Linked DNA regions of Homo sapiens: all the other regions are linked to region 2. A link is a loop called in an ENCODE intact Hi-C map of the cell type or tissue named here. Cell type or tissue: B cell. All regions are shown on one strand. Region 1 overlaps URB2 (URB2 ribosome biogenesis homolog). Region 2 overlaps LOC105373162 (a long non-coding RNA gene). Region 3 overlaps GALNT2 (polypeptide N-acetylgalactosaminyltransferase 2).

Evidence for each region. Hi-C counts contacts between places; a loop is a spot of excess contacts. Peaks named below come from ENCODE experiments on the same cell type or tissue, not always from the same donor. Only the 100,000 strongest peaks of a DNase experiment are listed, where the experiment ranks them.
Region 1: it touches region 2 in a loop (4-fold over the local background); 17 of 110 quality-filtered maps call a loop at or near these places.
Region 3: a loop joins it to region 2, with 4 times the contacts of the local background. A loop is called at or near these places in 2 of 110 quality-filtered maps.

What each region holds. Positions count from the first base shown.
Region 1 is chr1:229,656,738-229,664,737 of GRCh38, reverse strand. URB2 (URB2 ribosome biogenesis homolog) reads right to left here. Exons shown (of 10, transcript NM_014777.4): 10 at 4,538-5,638. The coding sequence ends at 5,441. Among named protein-coding and RNA genes, the nearest start is that of URB2, 34 kb to the right of the region's middle. In B cell, CTCF peaks have their summits at 3,125 and 3,327; DNase peaks (open chromatin) are centred at 397 and 3,267; H3K27ac peaks cover 869 bases.
Region 2 is chr1:229,852,447-229,860,446 of GRCh38, reverse strand. All of the region lies in intron 1 of LOC105373162 (a long non-coding RNA gene), which reads left to right. Among named protein-coding and RNA genes, the nearest start is that of LINC01682, 29 kb to the left of the region's middle. RefSeq lists a silencer at 2,497-2,692. In B cell, no CTCF peak of the experiment used is centred here; DNase peaks (open chromatin) are centred at 3,986 and 4,216; H3K4me3 peaks cover 938 bases; H3K27ac peaks cover 3,191 bases.
Region 3 is chr1:230,117,827-230,125,826 of GRCh38, reverse strand. All of the region lies in intron 1 of GALNT2 (polypeptide N-acetylgalactosaminyltransferase 2), which reads right to left. Among named protein-coding and RNA genes, the nearest start is that of GALNT2, 55 kb to the right of the region's middle. RefSeq lists a silencer at 1,311-1,605 and enhancers at 2,347-2,556, 2,567-2,696. In B cell, CTCF peaks have their summits at 4,599 and 4,801; DNase peaks (open chromatin) are centred at 1,916, 2,466, 4,776, 7,926 and 1 weaker place; H3K4me3 peaks cover 1,292 bases; H3K27ac peaks cover 2,561 bases.

The DNA.
Region 1 (8,000 bases), 200 kb after region 2:
GAAATGTGAGAGGATAACAGGATCGAGACTGAAGATAAATTAAGAGTATTCTGTGTGTGTCTATAAACAGCAGGGAAAGTGATAGCAGAGACTCGAGAGACAGAGGGCTATGGTTAGATGGGAAGAGATTGTGTGCCTGATTTAATCTGTTATAAAGCTCAAAGAGGGCTTAGAGAAAATACCAGTGCAGGCTGCATGCCAAGTCAGAGAATACCAGACACTGAATGGCACCGGCACCCACATCTGTCCCCACAAGAACAGCCATTCTGAGTCTTTGAAATGGCCATAGTTGGGAAACAGTTGGCCATGCCCTCTAGCATGACATTAAGGTACAGGAAGACGCAGGGCCGTGCACTGATTTGTGTTTCTGTGGGTGCTTCTTTATCACCACCTTGGCAGCCGGCCAGGCGTTACTGCTGGGATTTCCCGTGGCCTCATTTTTCTGAGTGTGTTTCTCGCCCCAGGCCCCAGCACACTTTCACCTCCGTTGAGCCTGGTCTACTGAGTCACATCCCCTCAATCCTCCTTTGTAATGAAAAACCACTCCCACTACTACTAGTTGTGTTCTTTCTGGAGCATTTCACAAACCTCTTCCTTCCTCTCATCCAAATATTTATGTTCTACGATCAACCAGAACTTCACATTAAAACCATTGTAACAATCCAGTCTCCACAAGCTCCTAACATCCCAAAGCTATGCTGCCTCATGGATGTTTCTCCCTCTGATGAAAAAAGAGATCTTCCTCCCAATAGGTGACCCCAGCAGAAGAGAGAGAACAGGATTTTGTAGAGAATCAATCCCCATGACTCCATTCCTTTCTCCCTCAACAGAGCTGGCTCTGGAGTTAAGGGTAGGGCAGGACAATCAGGGAACTCCAAAGACGAGGAAGGAGGTGACAGACCTAGGGATGCCAGTGAGGCACAGTGGTCATGGTGGCAACGGGGAACAAGCTGGGTAGAGGGACAACAGGGCAGGCCAAAGAAAGGACATTACAAACAGGCTCATTGGGCCAGGCACGGTGGCTTACACCTGTAATCCCAGCACTTTGGAGGCCAAGGCAAGAGGATCACCTGAGCCCAGGAGTTCAATTCCAGCCAGGGCAAGAGCGAAATCCCATCTCTACTTAAAAAAGATTAGCGAGGCGTGGTGGCATGCACCTGTAGTCCTAGCTACTTGGGAGGCTGACATGGGAGGAGCACTTCAGCCCAGGAGTTGGAGGCTGCAGTGAGCTAGGATCACACCACTGTACTCCAGCCTCTTAAAAAAAAGGAGCAAGGGAAGCCAAGAAGAGTCCAACAAGGAGGCTCAAGTGTGAGTTCTCACATCAGCGATGGCAGATGGGCAGGGGTGGCAGTCCTGGGAATGTGGGGTCAGGACATTTCAGAAGGGTCCCCAGTGTGGACATGAGGCTACAAAAAATATCAGCAGGAAACAAGAGGGAAGACTGGGAAAGAAGAGAGGTCACCAGCAAGCAGGAGTGATTGAGAGAGGTGGCCCAGACACACCAGGGAGGGAGGGCAGAGAAGTCAGTGAGTGGGGATGGCAGAATGGTGTTGGAAGGACGTGGGGACAAGAAAGCACAGGGCAACAGAAGTAACATCCATTAGAGAGACACGAGAGACATACAGGCTGAGGGGGAAAGGGTGAATATCACCTCTCCCTCCAGCCACTGAACTTGTCTGCTGGAAGAGATGGAAAAGGTAAACGACAAAGTAAAATTTAAAAAAAAAGGAGAGTGTTCAGAAGTTGCACAAGGGAATGAGGAATCAAAAACGACACTGCTGCTGCCTCTACAGCGGCTTTTATGAGACATAAAGCAGAAACGTATGAGCTTATTAGACAAAAGAATTCAGGCTATAGCCTGGCATGCCGGCAATAAATCAAAGTTACCTCTATGAGTTATGAGAAACCAGGGCCAGGTGCGGGGGCTAACACCTGTAATCCCAGCACTTTGGGAGGCCAAGGAAGGGAGGACTGCTTGAGGCCAGGAGTCCCAGACCAGCCTGGGCAACATAGTGAGACTATCTCTACTAAAAACTTAAAAATTAGCTGGTTGTGGTGGTGTGCACCTGTAGTCCCAACTACTTGGGAAGCTGAGACAAGAGGATCGCTTGAGCCCAGGAGTTGGAGGGTGCAGTGAGCTAGGATTGCACCACTGCACTCCAGCCTAGGCAATAGAGCGAGACCCTGTCTCCAAAGAAAAATGAAAAAGAGAAACCGAAAAAAAAAAAAACTCCCCCAAATCCCTTCAAGTAGACACCCCCTCTTTGCTGTCTTTTTTTCTGGAGACTTCACATCACTCCTTAACATTGGGCAGTTTCCACAGCTACTGTAGGAGGCTGAGTCCGGGAAGCTGCAGAAGACAGGCTGTGAAGGAGACCCACCCACTGTGGTCCACAAGCAGGGCAAGGTCGAGAACGGGGCTGTGTGTTGTCTGTGCCATTGGGGGCCCCCTGATGTACTACTGTCCAGGACCGCCCAAGGCAACATCCCAGGCAAAGTCACCCCGCTGAGCCTTCTCTCACCCAACTCCCCTTACGCCCACCCCTCCCTTCAGGTGTCCGCCCTCAGCCAAAACCAGGCTGCCACATGGATTCAGTGCAGGCATTAAGGATCAGCACCCCAGGCCCTTCCAGGGGCGCCTCTCACCACCCAGGCAGGTCTCAGTTCAAATATCACCTCTTTCTCCAGCCACTGAACTTGTCTGCTTTGCTGCCAACCCCGCGATCACCCCCTGGCCTATTTGTTTCCTGGCTCATTGTCAATGTCCTCTACTAGAAAGCTCCCTGAGGACCAGGGCCATGTCTCCGTGCCTGGTACAGACAGGTGATTCATGCACATCTGTCAGGTGATGGGGGTCTGGAGCCACAGCAAGTCCAGTGGGGACAGTCTCTCTGAAGCCCAGCATTTTGCCGTTCCCCAAGCTGAGTCCCCAACTCTGCCATGTGGAGAGCTGGCTGGGCCAACTCTCTTTGCTTGTGAGGTCTATTCTAACAGGATAAAAATGAACAACAGAGCCTCCATATTTGCCAGCCAGAAACATGTTTCTTCTACCCTATGAATCAGCAAAATGGAGTTAAAACAAATTCTTTGCTGAGGAGCGTTTAGAGTTCAAATAGAAATGACTGTGAGGAACCTGTGACTGCTTCCCCAGAAATGGGAACACAGCAGAGAGCCCTTCAGAGCTGTGCAGGGAGGAGGTGGAGTCCCAGCCTTCTCTTCGTCCTTCCCTTCCTTCAAGGCTGACTACCTGGCAGCCGCTGCCAACTCCCTTCGAAAGGCCCTGCAGTGCCACCACCAGGACGCCTGATGAACTGCTCCACGTTCGTCAGCTCACCCAGCATTCCCAAGGCAGGGGGAAAGGATGGTCCCCTCACCTCTGGCCTTCAGAACTTTCAGCACAGGAAAAACTAGCCATGGCTCCATGAAGGCCTTGGAGACAGTTAGCTTCCGGTCTGGGCACTTGAACCAGAGGCAAACCTAAGACCGTGTTTTAGCTCCCGCTTGTTTACAGCTCGTGTCCTTGAAAGGTCGCCCGCTCACACCAACACCCATCTCCAATTGTGAACAAGAAATGGCGCCACCAGACTCTCTTCGAGGCTCCTGCAGGGAGTTTACTACAGAAACAAAATTCTGTCAACACAAAGCATTAAGCGAAAGGATGCCAGACCAGCCGAAGACATTTCTGGTGGCCAGAGCTTCGAAAGGCCCTCTGCACACACAGTCTAGATGAGGAAGGGAAGGGAACAGATGACATGTGCAGTGCGTAAGGCAGGACTGTCCCCCAGCCCCCACAAGATAGCACAGGAAATAAAATCAAATGTGGGGCGTAAAACAAGGGCCATTTCTCTTAGGTATCAAAGACATTCATTTTATATTGTCTGCTCCAATCACATCTGCTTGAAAATACAGTGTTAAAAAAAAAAAGCCTTTGCTTAAGGATGATCCTTCAAATAACTTCAAAAGTCTGCATTTTGAACTAATTAAAAAGGGAATTCCAACATGATTCCCCCAAAGACAGTGAATAAGAAAAATGGTAAATATCCCAATTGAGAAATGTGCTATTACAGAAGAAAGATAATTATATAAACATAATTTACATAAGAAATAAAAATGGTAAATGTGAAAAATGTATAATCTCTTAGTAATTAAAGAAATTCAAAACAGAATAACATCTCTCTCCTATCAAGGAAGCATAAAGAAACAAAAATCAATAATATTAAAGTTGACTCACTAGTAGGAAAATAAATTAGTAATATTCTAGGGGGCAATTTGGCAATATTTATATAAATCCTTTAAAAATGATGTGGTTTTCTGACAAATAATACAACTCATGAGAATTCATCTTCTGAAAATAATTCAGCTGCAAGCACCATCTATAAAAGGGAATTTGGACAGATACCTATGTCTAACCATGGTGTACTTATTAAATAAAACAACAATATCTACTCAATGGACTACTATGCAGCCAAAAAAAATATATGTCGAATGTTTTCACTGACCCAGAGTTACTTAAAATATTACACAGGAAAAAAGGTAACTTTAAAAAAATGCATTTATGATCCAATTTAGCTACTATATATATTTATATGCACATCTATATACATACACATAGTAAAGGGACTACAACAAGATACTCCAAGGTGACAACCGAGGTTATCTGGGTAACTGAGACTATGAATGAGTTTTTTAAATTATCCTTTTATTTTTCTTTTCTGAGGTTGCTATAATAAAAATATATTGCTTAGGTAATAAGAAAAAACAATTAGGATTATTTCTTAAACTGCATAGGAAAAAAAAATTCCTAAATGAACTTCACAGAGCTAACACAGGAGGAGCAGGCAGGAGCCCTGGCACCTGTGCTAAACGTCACCGACCTGCCTGAGGTGCCCACTATCGCCACCCAGAGCAGACACCTCAGGCCACAGACTCTAACTTTCCCTGACTTCTTCAGAAAGCATACTTAGAGGGAAGGCAGAAAATGTGACATTTCAAGAATACTTCCCATGTTACTTGAAGAATTTGAAAGGCAAGTATATTTAAACAGGGCTGAATTATACGCCCATGTACCCAAAGTAAAAAGCCAAGTTTTATGTAGTTTCCAGTGCAGACGAGGGAACACCAAACCACTGAGCCAAGACGAGAACCAAACACAGAAAGGTCCCAAGAGTCAGCAATTTTTCTATTGAATTAATCTCATCCCAGGGTCAATTTTCAGGATTCTATTGCAATACTTACTGCATAAAACTATGTATTAAAAAATAGTAAGAAAAACACGATGTAAAATACATCAAAATATACTACATAAACCCCAAAGGATTTTCTATGTATACCAATACTACGAATTAGAACATCTTAAGTCTTTCATTCTCCAGCTCTTTCAGACCATGCAGCCAAAGCCTCTGGACAGTGTCACTGGCGGCACTTCTGTCCCATAGCCTTAGGCCGTATATCTTTTCTCTCCTTCATGTTTGGCCTTGTGGTACTTGAGATAGTCATTATAGAGCTCCTTAAAGATGTCTCTCATTCCCGGCTGCAGCGAGGCCCGCAGGAACTGGACGTCAGGCTCGATGCAGAGGTCCAGGATGAGGTAAATGCCCTCCTGCAGCAGACTTTTCACAGCTGGATATAAGGTCACCTGAGGAAAAAGGCAAACCTCTGTGAGAACAATTGGGGGCAGAGATCAAGCCGCACCACCTGCCAACAATGCCTTGGGAAGCACTAACAAGTAATTTCAAACTGACCTCCAAATTGAGAAAAAAATCGACATTCACTTTTAAAATATAATTTTATTACTAAGTCAAACCTTTAAATACTCATATTTTTAAAGTTTGTATTTTGGGGAAATAGAAGCTAACTCAAGCAAACACAAACCTGGAATAAAACTCCATGAAAGCAAAAGGCTGGCTTTGCTGTTCAGTAAATGATGCTTACATGTTTACCAGGGGCATTTTAAAAAACTGGAGTCTTTAAATTTAAAAACCTTATAAGAAGATAAGCTGCCTGCCCATTGTGTCAAATTCTTCTACACCGTCAATCACCTTGGAAGCTATGCCAACCCTGTGGGACAATGACAACTACGTTCACCATAACACTATGACCCCCATCTCACCCCAGAGCAAGGCAGCAGGCAGGCTCTGAAACTACCAAAACAGACCACTGATAAGCCTACACTAGTAATTAGATCACATCATATCACCCAAGAGCAGAAGTGATTTCATGATTGCCATTTAATAGATTCCTTTTTTATTTATGTCAAGAACAGCACAATATGCACTTAATTCCTAACAGCCCTGGAATGGTTGAACTGGTCCTCATCCCTAAAGATGCACTTCTCCCCTGAAGTTCAGGGTTACCTAAAATCTGGAGCACAGGAGTGTGGGTGGCAGCCAGCTCCAACCTGGCTGTATCTGATGCTCCACCCAAACTTCCAGAGAAGAGACTCAGACTAATATCAAACCAACCTAAAAGGCTGGGGGAACAGGTTCTCTTCACACTTACCACATCCATTCAGGTTTCAACTAAATGTGGGCTGAACAGAGTTTGAAACCCTAGTAACTGAAACTAAAAAGCAGTAGTAATGAACAGTTCTGGGAACAGATGGTGGTGATGGCTGCACAATATAAGAATGTATATACTACTACTGAAGTGCACACATAAAACAGTTAAGCTGGTAAAATTCACCTTATACTAGATGTATTTTGCCATTACTTTTAAGAAGTAGAAAAAAACCAAAGCAGTGGTAGAGCATCAGCAGACAGGCCTGGAATTTGGCTGATCATTTATTGCTACCCTGATAACCTGAAAGGGTTAATGTGTCTCTGCAAACACAGTTTCTAATGAGGACATATTTTATTAACCAGAAGAACTGATTCACGAAGGCAACCACTGGGAAGTACATTCCTAAAGAGGCAATTTGTTTCTGTCTCTCAGACGATGCTACTCTTCAAAGTTATGATCCTTTTCATGTAATAGTTCAGAAATTTCTGACAAGTGATCATCTTAAATTTTACCATTTTATAGATGATAGCAACACTCAAGGACCGAAGGTAGAATGGCGTGTCTGTGAATTTTACAGCAAGGTAATTGGGAGGGAAAGAAAAAAACAAAACAAAACGAAAAACAGACAAAAACACAAAGTCCTTGATCATACTGGCAGGGTGAGGGCTTTGTAAGTGGACTACTTATTCATACTTGTTCATTCATTTAATTATCACTTACTAAATAAATAATTCCACTTCCAAAGGCAAAAAATGAGGTTCAGTGACCTCCCCAAAGTCACACAGCTAATAACTGGCAGCGCTAAGACTTGAACCTAGGCAGTCTGAGCCCAGAGCCCATGCTCTGAACTACTTACACAGTTTCTCAGTAGTGAAAATGCAGCTAGACAGCCTCTTGCAAAGAGCTCTGGGGGTAGTAAGAAGGCCAGTAGGTTTTAGACAACACAACCACTTTAAATCTTTAGGTTTCAGATAACTTATTTATAAAACAAGAAAAGAGTCAATTTCTACAACACTAAGATCACTGGCCAACAAATGAAAACATCACTAAGTAGCTTTTAAAACCTTAGATAAGATGAGCAGCACAAACTACTTATTCTAAGCTATCACCATACAGATGGTTCCTGACTTAAGACGGTTCAACTTAACACTTTTCAACTTGACATTTTTTGAATTAACAACAGATTTATCCAGATATAACTGCATCATTAAGTCAAGGAGCATCTGGACTTAACAATGGTTCAACTTACGATTTTTTCACTTTTACGATGGGTTTATCAAGTACTGAATGCATTTCAACTAATGATATTTTGAATATACTATGGCTTTATTGGGACACAGCCCCCTCCTAAGTCCAGGAGCATCTGTAGAGGGACATTGTAAATTTGCTCTACAGGTAAAAAAGGAGATGAAAGTAACCATAATTTCCCTGCATGTTTCCATGGGGACTCATTACTGCTTGGAGGAAAGAAGACAAGCGGGCCTCTGGAGCTGCCCCTT
Region 2 (8,000 bases):
GCAACCCCTGGTCAGTGTCAGCCTCCCGTGGGAACGCAGCCTCAGCTGCCCATAGCTGTGGCATATGGAGACTGTGTCCCCGTGTGGCTTTCTCTCCTTCTCTTCTTCCCAGTCAGGCCCCCTCTCTGGCTCTGCTCCCTGGGATCACAGCTTGTACTGTGATAAGATTTAGTCCCAGGCTCTGCTTTCCAGGTGCCAGGCTGAGACATGGGATGAGTGGGGCAAGGGGAAACATTCCCCTTCTTTTGGCGTTCCATGGCTGCTACTAGACTTGGAAGGGCTCCAGCATGCTGGGACCCTCTAGGTGATGAAGGGAGGCTGCTCCTTAACCCTTGGAGGCCCTCAGAGCTTGGCAGGGCAGGGAAGAGAAGTCTCTGGTGGTTGCCATGCCTAGAAGCTCTTCATTCACCCCTAATATCCTGCTAAGTATTGTAAGGAGGCATCAGGGGAAGATTGAGGTTGAGGGCAGACGACCCTGGGTTAAAATCCTGCCTCTACCATTGGCTAGTTTATAACCTGGGGCAAATTTCTTAACCACCAGAAGCTTGGTGGGCTCATCTGGAAAACGGAGGTGATGTTCCTTTATTACAAGATAAAATGAGATAATTTTATGAAATATCTAGCCTGATACCGAGGAACTGCTTAAGAAGTGGTTATTGTTATGGCATTCTCTTTGACCTTGGCTTGTCTGTGTTACAGAGACTTAGTGAGTGACTATTAGATGTTGATGCTTCCTTTATTCTAGAAAATAACCTAAACAAGTAAGGCTCCAACACCATTGTTCTTGGAGAAAGCTGTAAAGTAACCATTGATCTAAAGAAAGATATTTTAGACTCAGAAACCAAGTAAGTTGTTTTGCTTTTATCTTTGCAATACAAATGGTTGGGCTTGGTGAAGTCAGAGCTCTTTTCTGTATAGTTCTGTCTTGGGCCTGTGTGGTCAGGGGAGGACAGCACAGGGGAGATATGTGGACGAGAAGGTGCCGCAGGAAAGAGCGAGAAGCACAGCAAACAGAAAAGGCAGCAGGAGATAGCCTGGAGCTTGGGGACAGTACCACTGCCACTGAGGACACCCATGAGGCACTAAGGGCTGGAGGAAGATGAAAGGGAGTGCTGGGCCTGATCTCCCTTAAAATTGTGTCCATGTACACGTGACATCATCGTTTGTCACCAGTAACACAAGTCTGAGGATTAATTCACCATCAGTGGCCAATGCAGCAAAGGGCCTGGGTGGCTGGACACCCCCAGGCTGGCTACATAAGAATTCCTCAAACAAGGCCTGCTTCTGACAGCCACACGCAGATGAAAGAGGCACCAGATGCGGAGGAAGGGCCTGCTGCGGGTGACATTTCAAAAACAAGGATACTTTTGATATTTCAGACTTTAAAACAAAGACCTTTCTACAGTGTTTATTTTTGTTATAAATCGAATGTGTACTCACGTTAGAGATGAGAAAAGTATCTGAGGACAGAAAGACCCCCTGCTCTCTCGCTTTCTAGATACGACGTCTTCATAGCTCCTTCCCATTCATCTCCTTCATGCACATTGAAACTCTTTTTGAGGAGATTGGGATCGTCTTATATAAAGAGATTTTTATGATGGGCTTTTTTATTTATTATTATTATACTTTAAGTTCTGAGATACATGTGCAGAATGTGCCGTGGTGGTTTGCTGCACCCTATGATGGCTTTTGTTTAAAGACAGTTTTTGCCCTGTTGCCCAGGCCGGAGAGCAGGGGTGTGATCATAACTCCCTGTAATCTTGAATTCCTGGGCTCAAGCAGTCCTCTCACCTCAGCCTCCCAAGTAGATGGGACTACAGGTGCGCACTGGCTAATTTTTCTAATTTTTTTTTTTAGAGACAGGGTCTCACTATGTTGCCCCAGCTCATCTCAAACTCTTGGGCTCAAGAGATCCTCCTACCTCAGCCTCCCAAAGTGCTGGAATTATAGGTGTGAGCCACCACGTCCATCTGATGGGCTTTTTAAGAGCGAATATTTCTGTTTTTACTAAAAATTCTCTTTTTTTAAGTTTTAATGGCTATATGTCATTCTGCTTTACGGCTCAGCATCCATTTTTAAAATAATCCCCTATTGTGGACCATTTTGGCTTTTTCCAATTTTTGTAATAATTAACACTCCAATGACTACTAAATTCTTTACCTTCATCTCTGGTTGTTCCCTTAGAATAGCTTCCTTGAAGTAGAATTGCTGGGACAGGTACATAAATATGGTAAAGCCTCCTACCTCAAACTATCAGACTGCTGTCCCGGGGGGGACTTCATCCATTTTATGCCCACCATCTCTGCTATCACTTATGTTACCTTGTGTCAAAATTAATATGCTATGAGTTGTTTGATAGGGGTGGGGACAACTTTTATTGCCTTGCCGGTGGGCTTAGGACTGTCTGAGTAAGATTCCATTAAGGGCTAAGCTAAATGAACTCAAAATGCCTACCCTGGCCCCATTAGCAATGGGCCTTCCCACCACCCAGGAGCCAGGGATGGGCAGGAATGGTTTCCATGTGAAGGGTTTTCTCTGCTTCCTGGTCTGCAAACCCTAAGAACCTCCAGAGTGGGTGTGTAATAGGAAAACACAAACCATTTTCTCCACTCTCCACACTTCCAGAGCCCTTCAATTCTGACACCACAGTCAACACAGAACACTTCGGTGACTCAGATGTGTGGGTTTTGTTTTTTTCCCCCACTGACCAGTTCTCCAGCAGGGTGTCTTACAATTCAATTTAATTCTGGCTCGATCTGAAGTCAGCACAGATCCCACAGGTTCAGGACTCAGTCCCACAAGCCTGCCCCTAACTTCAGACTCCAACTGCAAGGAGAGGGTCTTCAGGCTACCCGCGACACTAGTCTAACTTGACTACAAATGGAGGTTCTCACAACCTTTTTCTCGGGTTTGATCCTTTCCTAGAGGGGCTCACAGAACTCAGGAAAACAGTTTGTTTTCTAGGTTACCTGTTTATTACAAAGGATACAACTCAGGAACAGCCAGATGGAAGGGATTCCCAGGGCAAGGTCTGGAGGAAGCTGCTCGGGGCCACCATATCTCCCCAGGGTGCACCACCCTCCCTGCACCCCCCTGTGCTCACCAACCCAGAAGCTGTCAGCACAATGTCCATTGGGGTTTTTAATGGAGGTTTTCATGGTGGCCAGCAGAGTAAATACAAGCTGAGTATCCCTAATCCAAAAGTCTGAAATCCAAATGTTCCAAAATTCTGAACTTCTTGAGTGTCAACATGACACTCAAAGGAAATGCTTATTGGAAAATTTCAGGTTTTGGATTTTCAGATTAGAAATCTTTAACTGGTAAGTATAATACAGACGTTTCAAAATCTGAAGAAAAAAATCTGAAATCTGAAATCTGAAACAGTGCTGGTCCCAAGCATTTTGGATGAGGGATACTCAACCTGTATATATATTTTTTCTTTTTTTTTTTTCCTTTTCCTGAGACGGAGTCTTACTCTGTCACCCAGACTGGAGAGCAGTGGCACAATCTTGGCTGACTGCAACCTCCACCTCCCAGGTTCAAGCAATTCTCCTGCCTCAGCCTCCTGAGTAGCTGAGATTACAGGCACACACCACCACGCCTGGTTAATTTTTGTATTTTAAGTAGAGACAGGGTTTCACTGTGTTAGTCAGACTGGTCTCAAACTCCTGACTTCAGGTGATTCACCCACCTCAGCCTCCCAAAGTGCTGGGATTACAGGTGTGAGCCACCACACCTGGCCTATATTTCTTATTCTACCACAAAACCACCATGGGGCTGCTCAGGTTGGGGAACAAGGAAAAAGCCTAGCTCATGCCAGACAGTCTGATACACCTGGCTCTTCCAGGTCCCAGGTGTCTGCTTGATTTTCAGTGCTAAACCGAGCTTCTGAGTCGGAGGCACCTTCCCTCCCAGTTTCACGCACCAGCAGGGCCCTTTTGAGCACTGAAGCTGTGCTAAGGGGAGGGGCTGGTGGCTCCTCTGTGAGAGCCTGGGCTGCTGAGCAGCTGTGGGCCTTGCAAGGCCCCTCCCTCCCCAGAGCTGTGCCTTCTCCTGCACGCTCATGTCCAGAGGGGGCTGGCAGGACCAGTGGACCAGCAATGTCCAAGAGAAATTTTGAAGGAAATTAAAACCATGGCTTGCAAGCAAAATAGAATGAACATGTAGGGGAAAAACATAATTTCTTTGCCTTTTTAGATTCTTAGTGGAGACACTCTCTTGAAAACGAAAGTCAGATTAACGAAAGAGAAAAGCAGAAGTTTACTAACCTTGCTGTACCCATCACACGGGAGAGGCCTTAGTTCAAAAGGATTTCCCTCTCAAGGCAGTGGCTTTGGGGTCTTGCTTAAATAGCACTAAAGAACTAAAAATCCTATGTAGTGACAAGACAAGAAAGAGAGTATCTTCAGGCTTCCAAAAGGTGGGAAAATGAGGGAAAGTAAACTAATGGGAAGAGTGAAGTCCACTCCTGGGTCCTCTGGCACTGCTGTCTCTGAGCTCTGTTTCTGAGCTGATAAAGATAGGAGGGCAGAGAATATCCCTGTGTTTTAACTTTAACTAAAATGCCCAGTATTTTAGAGAGGAATATTTTGATTTCCTTCAAATGCAAGCTCTTGATTTTATTCAGCTCATCACTTAAGGAGAGAGCCAGAGAGTCAATAATGCTAGTCAAATGGCATTTGATGCACTGGGATTTATGTAGCCCACTGGGAAAGGCACACTGAAATCGATTTTTCAATGTTTGTGACAAAACCGGTTCATGTCCTACAGGGCAATAAATCGGTGGATTATCTTTTCACTAGATGGGAATCATTTGCATCTCTACTGGACAAACATCTACAATATAACATGGAATGCCATAGAATCTGAGTCCTCAATAGTAAATGGCAGTCAAACAACGGCCCATCCTCCTGAAAAGTAGATCATCCTTGGGCAAGCCTGTGAAGCAAAGCTCCTGTATGACTCTGGAAACATTCTTTCATCCCCTTGGCTTTATTTCCAGATTTTGGATTCTTCTGGTCAACAGCACAAGCTTATAACACCCCTGCAAAAGCCACCCAAGTCACACATTCAGCTGTGGCTGCTCCACAGGGACAGGCATCTTTGCACATAAAATATCCCTAGAACTTGGAGGAAAACAGTTGCCATGCCAGTGGGGATTCTTCCCTGAATCTGTCTTAAGTGAGATACTTGTGCTCTCAAAATATTTTTGCTACATTTATGTGTCTTGTATCTCCAACTATGTTGCAAACTTTTTGATGGCAGGGTCCATGTCTTCTAAATCCATAGACATCTAGAAATATAGATCCTTTGAGATTTTTAGTTCAATGCCCCCATTTCTCAGATAGCCTGTGACCCAGCTTTATTAAGGGACCTGCCCAAAGCCAACTGACTAGGAGGTGCAGAACCAGGAGAAACAAAAGACTTTCAGATCCCTGCCCCATGTTCTGCCCAGCCTTGCTTCTCTACCCCCAGCACAGCTGTGAACACAGTATATATGGGTGAGACAGAAGGATAGAAGAATGGATAGACAAATGGTAGGATAGAAGGAAGAAAGAAAAAAGAAAGGAAGGGTGAAAGAAAGGATGGCAGGAAGGATGGATAGATAAATAAATGGGTAGAAAGATAGATAGATGGAAGGACGGATGGATGGATGCATGGATGGATGGATGGATGTAAAGAATTGACAGAAAGATGGAAAAAAGGAAGAGAGGGAGGGAAGGAGAGAGGGAGGGAAAAGTGAGCAGATGGATGGATGTGTGGATGGATGCTGAAAATAGATTATCCTTTTTCTCTTTGATGAAGAAAAGAACTTGTGACCACTGGCACAATTATTCACTTTGCTCGTGGGAGATGAAAAATCAATTCTAGCTTTGCAAAATCTCTTCCCCAGTGTCCCATGCCTGCATTTTTTCTTTTATTTTAAAAGTAATGCATGTTCAATTTTTACTTTTAAAATGAATTTTATTGTGCATATTTGAGGTTTATAACATGATATTACAGGATGATATAGACACACAGAAACATATAGAAACAAGCAGACTGAACAATGGTTACTATGGTGAAACAGATGATCACATCTATCATCTCACATAGTTCCTTTTTTTTTTCTGATAAGACCAGCTAAAATCTACTTATTTACAAAAATCCCTAGTACTGCTTCTGCGTTTTTGTTAGGGACAGTCAGCTCCTCAGGGGTTGGGGGCAATGGTGAGAACTTCATCTTTGGCAGTGGTTCTCTCCCGAGGCTACACGTTGAAATTTCCTGATCCCAGATTTCCTCCTCAGACCAATCCCATCAGAACCCCTAGGAACTGGGCCCTGGATCACAGTTGTTTCCCAGCTCCTTGGGGTAATACTCCCTGACAACTGCAGTGGGAGTGTGAGAAGTCAGCGTGAGGGGCGCGGCCCCAGGTCTTCCTCTTAATAGGAAGAGCCACCTTGCAGGGAGCCACTGAGACTTCACAGCTGGGTTCTACTCTCTGGGGCTCAGAATTAACCCATCAGCTAAAATGCCTTTCAGCAGGCCCCCTTGGGTGAGTGGAGAAAGCCAGACCTCTCCTCTCCAGGGGAGTGAGTAGCAGACTATTCAATGGCCTTTGCTAGAAGTCAGTTTCCCAGATGGTAGCAACTGGCATTGCCTCCTAAGGCCAGAGCAATGGGCATCCTGCTGGCAGCCCCTGAGGAGACCTTCAGTGTTGTGGGGGCAGGCGGTGGGCAGTGCACCTGCTCTACATAGAATATTTCTGAATCGTTATTATTAATTTGTACTTACATCCTTCTAAGAAAAGAATAGCTCCCCATGGAGCTTTAACTTTTATCCAAATTCGCTATAAGAAATGGACATATGACAGCTTCTGAATTTTTTGACACCGCTTTTGAATACACTGTCCATTGTGTTGTTCAGAGTCACTATAAAGGGGCCTTAACAACACATCCCTATTAGAGTTAATGACAGGAGAGTGTTTCTTTCTTTAAATAAATGGAGTATCCTTTCGGCAAACAATTAGAACCATTTTTGCTTTCACATCAAGGCAGAGCTACTTTTACTACTAAATTACATCAATTCCTGCCAGCCCTGGCCCCGCAGAGCATCATTTTCCTCTTGTGCTCTGCGTCTAAACCTCGGCTGATGGCTCATGATCTCTGTCTTTTTGTATCTTTCCTACATATGTATTTAATGGGCATTTATGGGATGCCAGGCCCTTTACATACATTATTTCATCTAAACTGGACCAGAAGAGCGGCCTAGGAAGTGAGAACTCGTGAGGTCAGCACTTTGCCAGTTTTTGCAACCTCCTAGGCCTCCTCTTGCTGAGGCAGCCACCACCTCAGAGAAGGGTGCCTGGGAAACACATAGTCCACACTGACTTTATTCCTTTGGACTATGGTGGCACCAGAGCCCATCTGTAAAGGACACAGCTCTGGAGCTTGACAAACATCAAATATGAATTAGCTACATGTCCTTGAACAAGTCTTTTACCCTCCCTAAACCTCCATTTCTCCCCTGTGAAATGCAGATATGAATATCTACTTTATGAGGACTAATTTGGTTCTCAGAAACAGACACTCACTTGGAGACGAATGTGGGTTACATAGGAAGTTCCTGGGGCCCAAGGCAGAGCTAGTGGGGGCCGTGGGGGAGACAGACGGCCCCCAGACCCAGTGCCTATAACTCTCAACACCTCCCCAAGCCCTTCTCTGTGTTCCAGCTTCCAGAGGCCTCCGTTTACCCTGCTACGATGCTCTGAGGCACACATGATAGGACCTGAGCTCTGAGTCTCTCAGGGCAAATGACCAAAGAAAAGGGTCTGGTTGGCCCCACTTGGGCATACCCGGGTCCAATGGGCTCTGGCCACAAGCTAAGCATGACCTACAAACAGGAACGGTGGATGAGGGCTGGCAGGGGCAGTGCTCAGAGCATCTGAAACATCACTTCAGAGGACTGTCAAATGCATTGATTGAAATCATGTAAAACACCATGCAGGGTGCATGGCACT
Region 3 (8,000 bases), 270 kb before region 2:
ATGAGGCATGGCAAGAGAGTTTTAAGAGAGTTCAGCTTTTCACTTAAACAGAGTACTGGGATGTCACTGTTGGAAAGTGCTCACAATTTCTCATCTAAGCCGAAGTTGTCTGTTCTCCTTCCTACCTTAACAGTTTCTCACTGCCTGAAGGCAGCTGCCAAAACCCCTCTAAGCAAGCAGCACTCTTACCCACCAAAATCTATGACCTCTGATGAGAAACTCCCACTATCCCTTTGTACAACTTCAGATTTTGTCAGCATTATTGACGAAATCCCACAGATACGATATTACAAGATACAAAATTTAAGACACGATCTTGGCTGAAAGACTCACGATCCAAACGCAGTAAACCTTTCATCTCTCCTTATTCACTCTGCCTTTAATTTAAAATATGTGACGCTGTCAAACACCAGCCAGGCCTCGCTACACTCCTGAGGGAGGGGTCGCTAGGAAACTGCAGAATTTGAGAAACACAGGGACATTCTAACCAGCTATTCCTTCTTTCTCCCCACAGCCCCCTCCCTTCTCTGGCCTGTACAACTTCCTTAGTCCCATCTCTGTTACTCTGATTGTGGGAAAGGGATCCTGCACTCTAATTGTGTGATGGGTTATTGCATCTTCATTTATGAATTCTCTAATCTGGTATTCACTTTCAAACACTTGGCCCTCTTTGGCAGCCAACAATGCATAACCAGGCTTGGGAAGCCTTCACATTTGACAAGAATAGAGAACAACCGCTTAGCGGAGACCAGGTTACACGTCAAATGGACTCTTTCCAGCTTCATCAACAAATAAAGCAAAATCTGAGTGCAGGGCTGAGTGTAGGCTGTTTGGTGGAAGAGAACAACACTCTTGAAAACAGCCAGCGGTGCAGACACCAGGGTGTGCTCCTCCAGTGTTTGGAGGGCTGATTAGTGCACAGTAACCACAGGGCCACAATCCTGAGTTACTAACCACATAGCTGGGTTCTCAGAGAGAAAGACCACATTCCCAGACAGGCCACACCACCCTAGTCTGCCATGGGGGTAATGCAGGTGGGACCATCACGGCAGGTCCCACCCGTCCCCATGACTCCATTTTGGTTGCTGAATTCATGAGAAGGACTCAGGCCAAAAGAAGGTGGGAGGTTCCAAGACTGTGGCTTTTATTTCTCCAAGGATCTGCAAAACTTCAGATTGTTCAGGAACAGCAGGAAAATGTACTGCCTTGGTTCCAAATCACTCCAATGAGAAGTGCTGCCTGCCTCCTCCAAATACCTGGAGCCAGGGAATTACTCCCATTAGGCCCCACCATAGTTATTTCTGGACATGATGCAACCTGAGAGATTTTTTCATGCCACAGGTAGATTTAGGGAGAACTCAATTATATTTTCCTTGCTTTTTAGTAACATTAACACGCCACTGGTGACAAGGGGACATTCCAGCTTGCCACAAGTCCAGTACGACCACAGATCAGGTCAGAAGGGCTCTTGCGGGTGATAGACAGCTCTTGCAGCAATGTTTTGCAACACACCAGCACACAACATGCTTAAGAATTGGTGTCTCTCCCTCTGCTGTCTCCATGTCTACATCAAAATTAAAGAGAAGAAAATAATAAAATTAACCCCCAGAAAGTACCTATCAGTACTTGCACTTAATTCATTTCCACCTAAATCCAGGCCGGGTAATATTCTTGACATTGTATAGATCTAATGACAATGTCTTTACTTCTTTTTAAAGTTGAGCCAGGCACGTGACTGGTTTAAAGGCCACTTAGTCCAAAGGACAGGGAGTCATATCTTCAGGTCATCCTCACGTCACTATCCACATGCTTTCATTAAGTGGTCAAAGCTGTACGTTTGAAGCTACAGAGTTCACCAAATAAACAGAATGACTAAGAAACCAAAACCAGGTGTTTTCACATTTTTAGAGTCCCCTGACAGTGTGGTTCGGGGGTTTGGTTTCTGTATCACATCTGCTAAGTGTGCAGGTCATTTTCAAAACCACGCATGCTGAGAGACTAGCAAACAAAGGCAATGATCATGAGGTTAAAGTAGACAAAAGAAGGCAATTAAAACATTTCCACTACCCATCATATAGGAGAAGAACATAAGTACACCTGTTGCCTTCTAAATAAAATATATATTTTTCCTTTCCATAATCGTAGAAAGTAAAAAAGACTTAAGAAATGAAGTCAAGGTCTATTTCCACAAAGGCTCAAGCAAGACAATACCAAATGGGTACAAAATGAAAGACAACTGAAAATCAAAGGTGGAGTCGGCTCTCAGAGGTCTCCAAAGCTCGGTGTCTAAACTTAGCTGTGCGGGCAACACACACACAGACATACACAACCAGTATACGTCAGTTATTTTCGAACCCTGGAACTCACACAAAGACATGACCAACCTGCATGTGCCCCTCTTCAAAGTAGTCCCCTGGGGAGACCCTTGGTATTCCCATGATGCTGTCATCATTCAAAATATTTCTGGAACTCCCCTAACGGGTTGGCCCCCAGAGACAACAGCATAATGTTCATCCTCTAAAGCACATTTGTTTTTTGGAAACAGCTAACAACCACTTGGAGCCAAGCGTCACGAATAAGGCAGGTGATCAAGCTTGGAAATTTTGTTCTTGGTCAGAAACTCACAGTGGGCACCAAATGGCAAGTATAATTTCTCCTAAGGCTCATAGACTAGCTGTGACCACGATGCCAAAAGCAGAGGTTCAACAATGTTCTGAACGCTGAAAATAAGTGTGAAGTCTCCTAAACAGCATGCTTGAAACTCGCCACTTTGAATACACTTGTTCTGATTAGACTATTACAACCAGCCTTGTGTCTTTATAACAATGTCTTGATAAATCACTACTGCACATCCCCAACTCAATGTAGCCCCAAGCAAGTTATTAATAACAAGGGGATGCGGGACACTTCAACTGCCAATCAAGAGACGACAGGCCACAACCCTGCACAGAGATGTCTGCATTCCACAGGCAGATGTCAACGCCCAGGAGTACGTGCAGACATAAATATGCACTATACGCGTGTGCAGAGATCTATATATACACCACAGATTCACAGCTCATCCCAAATCATCCTTAGTGGGCTTATCCTAAATATAGATAATAAATTCATGTTAATAATAGCTGAGACCTTTAAAATGCTCTGAAGGAAAACACACACACACGGATGAACACACACACACACGTATGTACATGCACACACACACACACACAGAGCCACCCTTATGCATTCCTGCACGCTGATCCACTGTGGTTTTCTGGTTTCCTTATCCCTGGGGGGAAAATTTTGTCAAAAAGATACACCCAAGAAATGTAAGCTAAACACTGACAGAGGCCTTCCCTGGAACACTTGTCCCAACATGCTATGATTTGAAAAGATGAGGGGGTCACTGAGAGACCAGGTCGAGGGAGAGAGAGGAGCAGCGGAGCAGCCACTGATTTGGAGGCCTCAGGGCTTGGGATTTATTTAACAGATTTTCTGAACCTCAATCTCATGGAGAATGAATTCTTTCAAGGGAAAGCGATATCTTTTCTTTTCTAACCAACTACAAAAGAACTGGTCCACTAGCCAAATATAATCAAGTTTGGTTTGGTTATATAGTTTGCCAAATATAACCAAGGAAAGCACCAGCTGTCTGTCTACCCATGCTTGCGGGGCAAAGGTTTATGAGGAAAATGGCATTATCCCAGTTCCTGGCAAACAACCTGTTCATAATGTACAGCACCGCTCAGGAGGAAGGGTGAACACTGGATTCAAATTCTAAACCCACAGTCCCAGCTAGTCGGGAGGCTGAGGCTTGAATGGTTGAGCCCAAGAGTTCAAGGCTAGCCTGGGCAACAGAGTAAGACCCTGTCCCTTGAAAAAAAAAAAAAAAAAAAGCATAACAGTATTTAAATAAACTACAAAGGGAAATATAAATTTATATATCAAAAAATAAACGTTATAAGATAAATAAATACATTCTAAATCCCTCCTCCCCTCTTCTAGCTGTGTGACCTCGAGCAAGTTACTGATGCTCCCAATGTCCCAATGTCCCCTTTTTGGGATCTATGCAAAGTGGGGTATGCAAAAGCACTCATCCTCCTGGGGCTGCTGAAGGGACTGACTCCGTGGGCATGGAAAGTTCCCAGCACAGTCCCTGAGTTACAGTCAGCTATTATTGCTTATGATGATGGCAACCTACTAAAGGCAGACACTGATGTTCTCCTCGGCAAAAACAAAGCCTTGTGAAATGGACATCCGCCTAATTCTCCCCTCAAACCTTGCCTTGAGTATTCTGGAATGGTGGTAGGGTTCTCCTCCTCAAAGAAGTAACCCATCAGAAACCTGGCAGGGACAAAGAAGAGGGGAGTGAGGGAATGCAACCAGGATGGAGACAGAAACAAAAAGAGAAGGGAAAAATCAAGAAGGCAAACAGGGGAGGGCAGGAAAGCCAACAGAGTTGTCTGTTCACGCACAAAAGCCTGCTGGTGCTTCCTCCAGTGCAGGGAGCCTGCCCCACCGCCCGCCACGGGACTAAGACAGCGCCTCCTCAGGTGTGGTCCAGGGACCCATACAAAGCCTTCACAACCCCACAGGCATGTGCCAGCACACAGCAGGCAGGTGCAGCACCATGGCTCTTGCAGAAAAGAGGAAAGAGCTGGAAGTGACCTCCAGATCCCAGGGAATGTCAACAAGGAAGTGGCTCTATGCCATTTGGACACTGGCTGGAGATCATTGCGTTAAACATCCTCCCTTCAGAGGAGCATCAGGAAAGGGTACGTGGCCAGCAGGATGCAGTACCAGGGAGAACCACTTGGTGCGTACCATTCTAAGACATGTTTTCAATAAATCCGGAGAAAGATTAGGAGTCCTAAACCACAGTTAACCAATTTCTGGCCTAGTGTTTACATCAAAGTTTGCATATAAGCCACTCAGCCTATCAAAATATTAAGGAAGTCACTGGGAATTTTATTTTATCCAAGGGGTGGAAGCAGTGCCAACATGATCTAGCCTGAGATTCAGCTGTGTCTGGCCATGTGTGACGACCTGGGGCCACAGTCACTGGAAAGAAGATACCGGCAGGGCATTTAGTGTGTGCGGAGGAGGATGAGGGAAGTTTTCTCTCCCAAGCAGCCTGGGGAGAGGCCGAGGAGAAAGGAATGCTGTTGTTTGGGTGACCAGCCCTGGGGAGCTGTGCGTCCCTGAGTCCTGCGGAAGGAAGGGCAGATCGGAGCTGAGCAGCCATTTTCATGACTGATCTGCTGCTTCGTGTCCAGCTGGCACAGGCGACACTGGAGGGGAGAGGCCCGGGACTCCACTTAGACATGGAACACAGTGTTCCCCAAAGCCGACTCCAGGGATGTGTGGAGGTACCAAGAGGGTTTGTAGTTTGGCAGGTTTGAGAGGCAACACCCTTGGCGGGGACTGCCCTCTTCTCGGGAAGAGCCCTGGAGATGGCTGACATGGGAGCAGATGACATCCACAAGGCAGGCATCCAAGGGCATCCAAGGGCTGTTCCTGATAGGCACGTCCTGGACCCCTGGAACTGAATGGGTGGAACTTTGAGAAAAGACAGGGCAAGCTGGTTAACACTGTTACTATGTAACCTTACAACACCAGCTGCTGAGGCCTGGAGAATCCCAGGTGTAGCCTTTAACACCGCCCACTCACCCCCACCCCCACCCCCAACGCATGCAAGAGGCTAGTGAGGACTGCAGTGTATGGTGGCAGACGCTTGGAGATGCTCCGGCCAGGTGCCGAGGGCACAGGGGAGGAACAGGAAAGCAGGCCGCCCTGAGCCCAATAGCGAACCGCAAACGCTTCCCAGCACAGAGAACCAGGGCTCTCTGGGAAAGGCTGACTCCAGGTCTGGGGCAGGAACAGACAATGTGACCCCGGGAATCTTACCACAGTATACAGCAACACGGTCCTCAAAGGCCATGACAATCACGCCAATGGGATGTAGGGCCCACCTCAAGCAGCTTTCACTGACCAAAGCTGGGAAAATGTGAACCCTAATAATAATAACTGGAATAAGCTGAAATGCAAATGTGTAAGTCCACATAATGCCATAAAACCAAACAAGCAAAAAGCCCTATCTGGTTACCACTGACTAGAAACTGATAAATAAAAGGAAGAAACTGACATGGGTGTTATCTTTCCCCCATGGACAGTACCACCAGGTAAACAAATAGTGGGGGTGGGGGGAGTTCTCTTTATACAAACAGCCTAGCAAAGAAATTACACTCGCAGATAGAATTAAAATGTTACAATGTTGAAAGCCTAAAGAACTAGGAGATACAGACACTGAGTATCAATGGTTGCCTCCACCACAGAAACCCAGTGCCCTGTGCCTCCAGGTCCAAGAGTGCAGCACAGACCCCACGTGGCGAGCAGCCTCGCCCATCCCTCAAAGAGGAAGAAACAAATCAAATGGGAATCTCATCAAGGCTCTACACCCGACTTCACATTTGCAGGAAACAGAGCACGGAGGAACATGGAAAACTACCCCACGGAGACGCAAGCCACAAAATCCAGGCTGGAAAACAGTAAGGCGATTCCCAGCTCCCTTCACAAAAACCTGTACGCACAAGTCAATGAAATGACCAAAAGCAGAGGGAAAAAAGAAAACTCCGATTTTCCAAGAACCAGAGGTTGTATGAATCAACCACAGTCGGTAACTTTATATAAATCCTGAATTAAGAAAAATTATAAATACAGGTATAACATTTAGGAACCAAATGGAGATTTGAGCGATAATTAAATATGGATGCCCTTAAGGAACTTGTTAATTGTTTTTAAGTATGATTTATGGTACTGTGAGTTCAAACTATCTTTTAGAGACACACACTAAAATATTTATAGGTAAAATAAGATGATTTCTGGGGCCCATTTCCAGGGTGGTCATGGACAGGACAGGGCTGACCATAGGCTGATCGGATAAAGGCAGGGTGAGGGGCAGGCAGAGTTCATTATACTATTGAGTCTACTTACATATATTTGAACTTTACTATAATAACTTTTTTTAATTGGGCTAGTAGGATGAGAGGAAGGGCGTCACAGAGGAGGTGCCATCTGAACCGCATCTTACAGGGCATGAAGGCCGGACGATGCTCCCACCGAGACAGTGCGGGGAGGAGCCACGCGGGGAAGAACCGACAGCCAGTCCCCGTAGGGCAAAGGCAAAAAATAGTTGAGGCTGGAGAGAGGTGGGAAGAAGCCAGGGCTCCAGGGAGATAAGGAACCAGCCATACTTGTGCTTCTGGCCCTACAGGGACTCTGGTGACCCTGCAGATGGTGGCACTGATGGGACTATAAAAGAGAGGGGCCTCCCAGGAAGGCACCACAACAGATGTGGCTGCTATGTGTGACTAACCGCCCTGGTCAAAAAATAGGCTTGCACACTTTGGAAGACAGTTTGGCAGGATCTTACAAAACTAAACATACACTTTCTATACAGTCCAGTGAGCGCACTCGTTGGAATTTATCCAAAGGAGTTGAAAACTTATGTCCACACAAAAACCTGCATACAAATGTTCCTAACACCTTTATTCATAATTGCTACAATGTGAAACAACCAAGATGTCCTTTGTCATGATGGACACATCTAGGCAAATGGATTAACTGTGGTATATCCAGACAACGGAACAGTATTCAGTGCTAAAAAGAAATGAGCTCTCCAGTCATGAAAAGACATGGAAGAACCTTAAATACATAGGACTAAGTGAAAGAAGCCAATTTGAAAAGGCTACATACTGAATGATTCCAACATTCTGGGATAGGCAAAGTGATGGAGACAGTAAAAAGATCAGTGGTTATCGGGGTTGGGAGGGATGAACAGGGAGCACACAGACAATTCCAAGGGCAGCGAAGCTATTCCATATGACACTGCCCAGAACAGAGTGAGGCGGATGCTTTCATCAGACACGTATATCTTGCTTCACTGCACTTCACACTGATATGCTTCAGATACTGTGTTTTTTACAAACTGAAGGTCTGTGGCAACCCTACATCGAGCA